Regions from separate parts of the Homo sapiens genome. Here region 2 is linked to region 1. A link is an interaction called in ENCODE POLR2A ChIA-PET data of the cell type or tissue named here. Cell type or tissue: CD4-positive, alpha-beta T cell. All regions are shown on one strand. Each heading gives the region's core, and the rest is flanking DNA. Links, peaks and the distances in the headings are about the cores only.

Region 1 (2,913 bases), core at 168-2,667:
CAGTAACCTCCTCCATCACTGACTGTAAGGTACTTCTTAATGCCTGACACATACTAAATGGGCAATACGTATTAAATATTAGCTAGCATTATCATCATCATTATCAGATATTAAGCACACACTAAGTCCCAGGCCACTATGCCAAATCCTCTCCATACATAATCTCACCGAATCATTGCAAGAACCCCACAGATAAGCAGATATCTTACAACCATTTTACAGATGAGGAAATGAAGATTTCATGAGCACAAGTGCCCACATTCACACAACTGATACATTTTGAAGCTGGGATTCAAATCCAACCTTCATAGCCTGTGGATCTAACCTCTAAGTTGACTGTATTTTTCTTCAAGTAGGAATGATTTAGAAATAGTCCTCGTAAAAGTCTGGGATATCATCAAGCTGAATGAATCTTTTAGACTTGAAAATTCTATAATAGACTTAGATAGCTTATTAAATATGAAATGCATGTCAGTGGGGTAGGGGGAGGAATAGAAGAAAGGAAGAAGAGAAGAGACATTTGTCGAGTATATATTTGTACGTCTGTATTTATTGAGTATATATTTATCATTTACATATATTATATATGTGTATATATGTGCATATAACATCTTCAGGACTGTCTTTTTTATTATTTCATTTTTTTAAGAGGTTAACTTGCACAAGGTCACCCAGTTAGTTGGTGTTCAATTCAGAATTCAAACCCAGGTTGTTCTGGTCTCAGAGTCCAGCCTCCTAACTCCATTTGTGCTCCAATTTCGTAACCCTACTGCACTGCAGGTGCTTTAGTAACAATTTCATGCTTTCTACTAAGATACTAAAATGGCTTATCAAAGAAGGTCAGGAAGGTAGCTTCCTTAGAGAATAGTGAGGGAAACCACTAGACAGCTGCATTTAGGGGATGGATTTTCAGTGCAGAGCTGCCCAGAGATGTGAAGATGGATGAGCTGACCTCTTAGGTCCTTCCCAGTACTCAGAGCTCCAGGATTTATTTGCCAATGAAAGTGTCAGGCTTTTTCTTCCATAAAATGATGTATGATGGTCTGAATACATTCTCCACTTCTACCACCACCTCCTTATATCTGATTAAAAAGCAAAGATTAAATCAGCAGAATAATTTCCACAGGAGTGATGGGGTTTCCCTGAGACGAGGTAACAGGGGGAGTTGAGGGCGTGAAAAGGGATACATGGTAGTCGGAACAGGATGAGGTGATCAGGTATAAAGTGGTGGATGGGACAAAGGACAGATGCAATTGAGTGATGAGGGCCATTATATTGTATTAATCAACAGGCATGACACGTAAACCAGGTCTCTACTTTTAAAAGCAATCTGCTCTAATTAAACAAAACTAATGCCTATGAAACAATTTGAGAACCATGCATTTTTAGCCAGGGTATAGGAGGTCAGCCTTGAATCAGAACTCGTCCAAGCAATATTCATTGAGCTCTTACTCAGTACCAGACACTGCTGTGGTACGGGGGATACAGAAATGAGCAGAACAGATTTAAATCGCTACTCTACTGGGGCAGGCGGAAAATATACAAGGTAAGTAAAACATGCAGTATTCAAGTCAGTATCAAGTGCTGGGTAGAAAACAAGGCAGAGAAATGCAGAGGAAATGTCAGGGGAGCGAGCAGGAAGTGGTAAGATTTGATAGGCGGTCAGGGATGCCTCATGGGGACGGAGACACCTGCGCAAAAGAGCTAAGGGTGGAAGAGAGTGAGGGATCTTGTCATCTGGTGGAGAAGAATTCCAGGCAAGGGAACACAGTGCAAGCTCCTGAGGTGGGCGTGAGCGCAGTACCCTAAGAAAGGGTGAGGACGCTGATATAGTTGAGTAGAGGATGGAGTCAGAGTTCACAGAGGCCAGATCACACAGAGAACTGACAGGATTTGAAAGGATTTTGGCTTTCACGTGGAATGAGATAGGAGCAGGCTACTGAGCAGAGGAGGGACGTGATGGACTTACACTGCAACAGCATTGCTCTGGTGCAGGCTCAGGGGATGCGGCATGGGAAAGAGGCTGGATACTGGGAAAGTGAAGGCAGGCAGACCATTGCCACTGTTAGGATTAGACAGAATACCAAGTTCCCTGCTCCCTCCATTTTCACCCAGCCTGCAGGATCCTCCCGTCTTTCCTCTCCCCTCTAACCAGGCCAACTCTAGAGTAGATCACCGTTTCCTTGGCTGGCGTCTCCTCTCCCATTCTGCCTGGTGCTCACACCAAGCCTTCACTCTTCTTCTTAAGTCACTCTGTCAGCACATGGCCTAGCCTATTTCATCATGAAAACCGAGGCCACCAGCATGAACTTCTTCTGCTTCCTCCCTCACCTCCTGCCTCCATAAGAAAAACAGCATCAACAACCAAGCAACCTCTATCACACCTGTAACCACCCTTCCCTCTTCTTCAGTCTCAGGGAAGAAGATACCACCTCCCACCAGCCCATTCTCTGTCACACACACACACACACCACACACACCACACACACACACACACACACACACACTCTTCTCCCCACCCTCATATCAGCTTTCATTCATTATCTCCCTTCCCCTTTGGGACCTTGCTCCATGCACAGTTTCCTTTCTTCTATAAATTAACTCTCTTGCCTTTCAGTAGCTCACTGCCCTCAGCCTATAAATACATCAAAACTCACCTATCGAGGAGCAAGGCTCTCTTGACCTCTCCTTTACTTCTCAGCCAAGCGTCTTGAAAATAACACCTATTTTGTAATGATAAATACTTGGAGTCTTTACTTCCTCACTTCTAAACTCACTGCTGCCTGGCTTCTGACCTTACCACTCAACTCAAACTGCTTTCAAAAGCATCACCTCCAAATTGTCAAAGACACTGGACACTCCCAGTGTTATTCTAACTGGGCTTTTCATTTGAGACTGTTTCTTATCCAGACC
Region 2 (2,913 bases), core at 108-2,607, 150 kb after region 1:
TCTCCTCCTCCCCAGCTCCTCCCCTAGTGCACAGATACCTATAGGCAAGCTCCATCTCCTCCTCCCCAGCTCCTCCCCTAGTGCACAGATACCTATAGGCAAGCTCCATCTCCTCCTCCCCAGCTCCTCCCCTAGTGCACAGATACCTATAGGCAGGCTCCATCTCTTCTTCCCCAGCTTCTTCCGTAGTGCACAGATACCTATAGGCAGGCTTCATCTCCTCCTCCCCAGCTCCTCCCCTAGTGCACAGATACCTATAGGCAAGCTCCATCTCCTCCTCCCCAGCTCCTCCCCTAGTACACAGATACCTATAGGCAGGCTTCATCTCCTCCTCCCCAGCTCCTCCCCTAGTGCACAGATACCTATAGGCAGGCTTCATCTCCTCCTCCCCAGCTCCTCCCCTAGTACACAGATACCTGTAGGCAGACTCCATCTCTTCTTCCCCAGCTTCTTCCGTAGTGCACAGATACCTATAGGCAGGCTCCATCTCCTCCTCCCCAGCTCCTCTCCTAGTGCACAGATACCTATAGGCAAGCTCCATCTCCTCCTCCCCAGCTCCTCCCCTAGTGCACAGATACCTATAGGCAGGCTCCATCTCCTCCTCCCCAGCTCCTCCCCTAGTGCACAGATACCTATAAGCAAGCTCCATCTCCTCCTCCCCAGCTTCTTCCATAGTGCACAGATACCTATAGGCAGGCTCCATCTCCTCCTCCCCAGCTCCTCTCCTAGTGCACAGATACCTATAGGCAGGCTTCATCTCCTCCTCCCCAGCTCCTCCCCTAGTGCACAGATACCTATAGGCAGGCTTCATCTCCTCCTCCCCAGCTCCTTCCCTAGTGCACAGATACCTATAGGCAGGCTTCATCTCCTCCTCCCCAGCTCCTCCCCTAGTGCACAGATACCTATAGGCAGGCTTCATCTCCCCAGCTCCTCCCCTAGTGCACAGATACCTATAGGCAGGTTCCATCTCCTCCTCCCCAGCTCCTCCCCTAGTGCACAGATACCTATAGGCAGGCTTCATCTCCTCCTCCCCAGCTCCTCCCCTAGTGCACAGATGTCTATAGGCAGGCTCCATCTCCTCCTCCCCAGCTCCTCCCCTAGTGCACAGATACCTATAGGCAGGCTTCATCTCCTCCTCCCCAGCTCCTCCCCTAGTACACAGATACCTATAGGCAGGCTTCATCTCCTCCTCCCCAGCTCCTCCCCTAGTGCACAGATACCTATAGGCAGGCTTCATCTCCTCCTCCCGAGCTCCTCCCCTAGTGCACAGATACCTATAGGCAGGCTCCATCTCTTCTTCCCCAGCTTCTTCCATAGTACACAGATGCCTATAGGTGGGTTCTGACTTCCTTTCTGCTTGTTGTGGGTTGTGGTGAACAACTGCTAAGGCCACAAGTCTGAAGAGTCAGAAGACAGGACAGATGATGTTTTGGACTTGAAGGAGGAGGGTTAGTGCAGGCAGAGGACTGGGGCTTTGGAAGCACTGGATCTGGAGAAGGAGCAGAGCAGGGGCCGTGGTGTTTGGGGCAAGAGCAAGGGGAAACTGGAGGGTGATTCCAGTAAGGGAGTTTAGGTGCTGCACTGTGGAATGGGGGTGACATGTTTGCATCCCAAGTGCTGTGTACCTCCGAGTGGTGTGTCTTAGATTCTCATGGGTGGATATTCTTTGGAGTTGGTGGGGTTGGAGAAGTCAGGAGAAAAAAGGCTGCCTTCTTGGAGAATTTGTTGACAGTTGGGCCTCAGGCCTGGAACAGGCTGAGTGGGTTGGTGGGGGCAGCATTCTCTGTAGATAGTTTCTAATTCCCCAGAGAAGGCTGCTCCTCACCACCCCACCAGACTCTCAGGAAGGAAATGATGACTCTTAACAGTGCTGATTGCTTCTGTTACTTTTGCCTTTGTCCCCTGGAAGGCAAATTGCCCCACCAGACCTACCACTTCCTGAGAAAAATCACACAAGGCTGGATGCCTTGCTGTCAACAGCAGGGCGCTCTGCCTAGGCAAATCACCCAGGTGAAAATGCGAGCTGCCAAGGAGCATTTGAAATGGTCGAAATGAATGTTAGCAGCTGCTTGGAAAGGTTAAGATGTCAGGAAAGGGCAGCGTGGATGTCTAGGAGCATGAGTGCCTGTGGAAGGGGAGAGAAGGTGCTAGCGCGGCATCCAGTTCCAGTCCGAAGGCTTTGCCTTGTGATGGAGATGGTGCTTGTGGGCCCATGTGAGTTTTGGGTCTATTTCTGCATTAGCCAGCAGTCCCACTTCCTTCTTGGTCTCCTGTGTGCTGCCCTGAACCATTGTGCAGTGCTGGCCACATGGCAGTTCTGCCAACATTGTGGGGCCCCTGAGATTGGTCAGACAGAATTGAAATATGTTTGGCGCTGTTATTTGCTTACTTAATAATTTTTAAAAAATAGAGACAGGGGTCTTGCTCTGCCATACATCCTGGGCACAATCATAGCTCACTGTAACCTCAAATTCCTGGGCTCAGGTATTCCTTCTGTCTCAGCCTTCCAAGTAGCTGTGACTACGGGCCAGCGCCACTGCATATCTGGGGCTTTTTAAAAAAGGACACTGAATGTACAGTTAGGCCTCACAGCCTCAGCCTCAGCAGAAGCAAGACCCAGTCCTGCCTTTTTCCAGGCAGAGGTTGGTCCTAGGTAAAATTTCATTCCCACCTTCTAGAGGGATGTTCCTTCATTGCCTTCTCTGCCCTTCCTCCTCTCATTGTACTCTTGGTTTCTCCACTTGAAACTGGAGAAAGTCACTTATGCTAATAGACTGTGGATACATTCTATAGCTTAGTTTGTTTTCTTTCCAGAGGTATTTGTATTTTCAGAGGAAACAGCTTTTAACCAAAGGAGGAAGCTCCTCTGGAATATTAAGTTACTGCAAACAGGGTTGGAGAGATTGGGGTACA

What was found. ChIA-PET counts read pairs that join two places held together with the same protein. Peaks named below come from ENCODE experiments on the same cell type or tissue, not always from the same donor. Only the 100,000 strongest peaks of a DNase experiment are listed, where the experiment ranks them.
Region 2: POLR2A ChIA-PET joins it to region 1 with 5 read pairs; 4 of 35 experiments call an interaction of 5 or more read pairs at or near these places.

The regions. Positions count from the first base shown.
Region 1 is chr11:121,326,785-121,329,697 of GRCh38, forward strand. No RefSeq gene overlaps it. Among named protein-coding and RNA genes, the nearest start is that of SC5D, 35 kb to the left of the region's middle. In CD4-positive, alpha-beta T cell, for the core only: no CTCF peak of the experiment used is centred there; DNase peaks (open chromatin) are centred at 1,657 and 2,307; H3K4me3 peaks cover 488 bases; H3K27ac peaks cover 1,616 bases.
Region 2 is chr11:121,480,703-121,483,615 of GRCh38, forward strand. All of the region lies in intron 3 of SORL1 (sortilin related receptor 1), which reads left to right. Among named protein-coding and RNA genes, the nearest start is that of SORL1-AS1, 29 kb to the left of the region's middle. RefSeq lists an enhancer at 2,006-2,175. In CD4-positive, alpha-beta T cell, for the core only: no CTCF peak of the experiment used is centred there; DNase peaks (open chromatin) are centred at 1,015, 1,339 and 1,889; H3K4me3 peaks cover 999 bases; H3K27ac peaks cover 1,326 bases.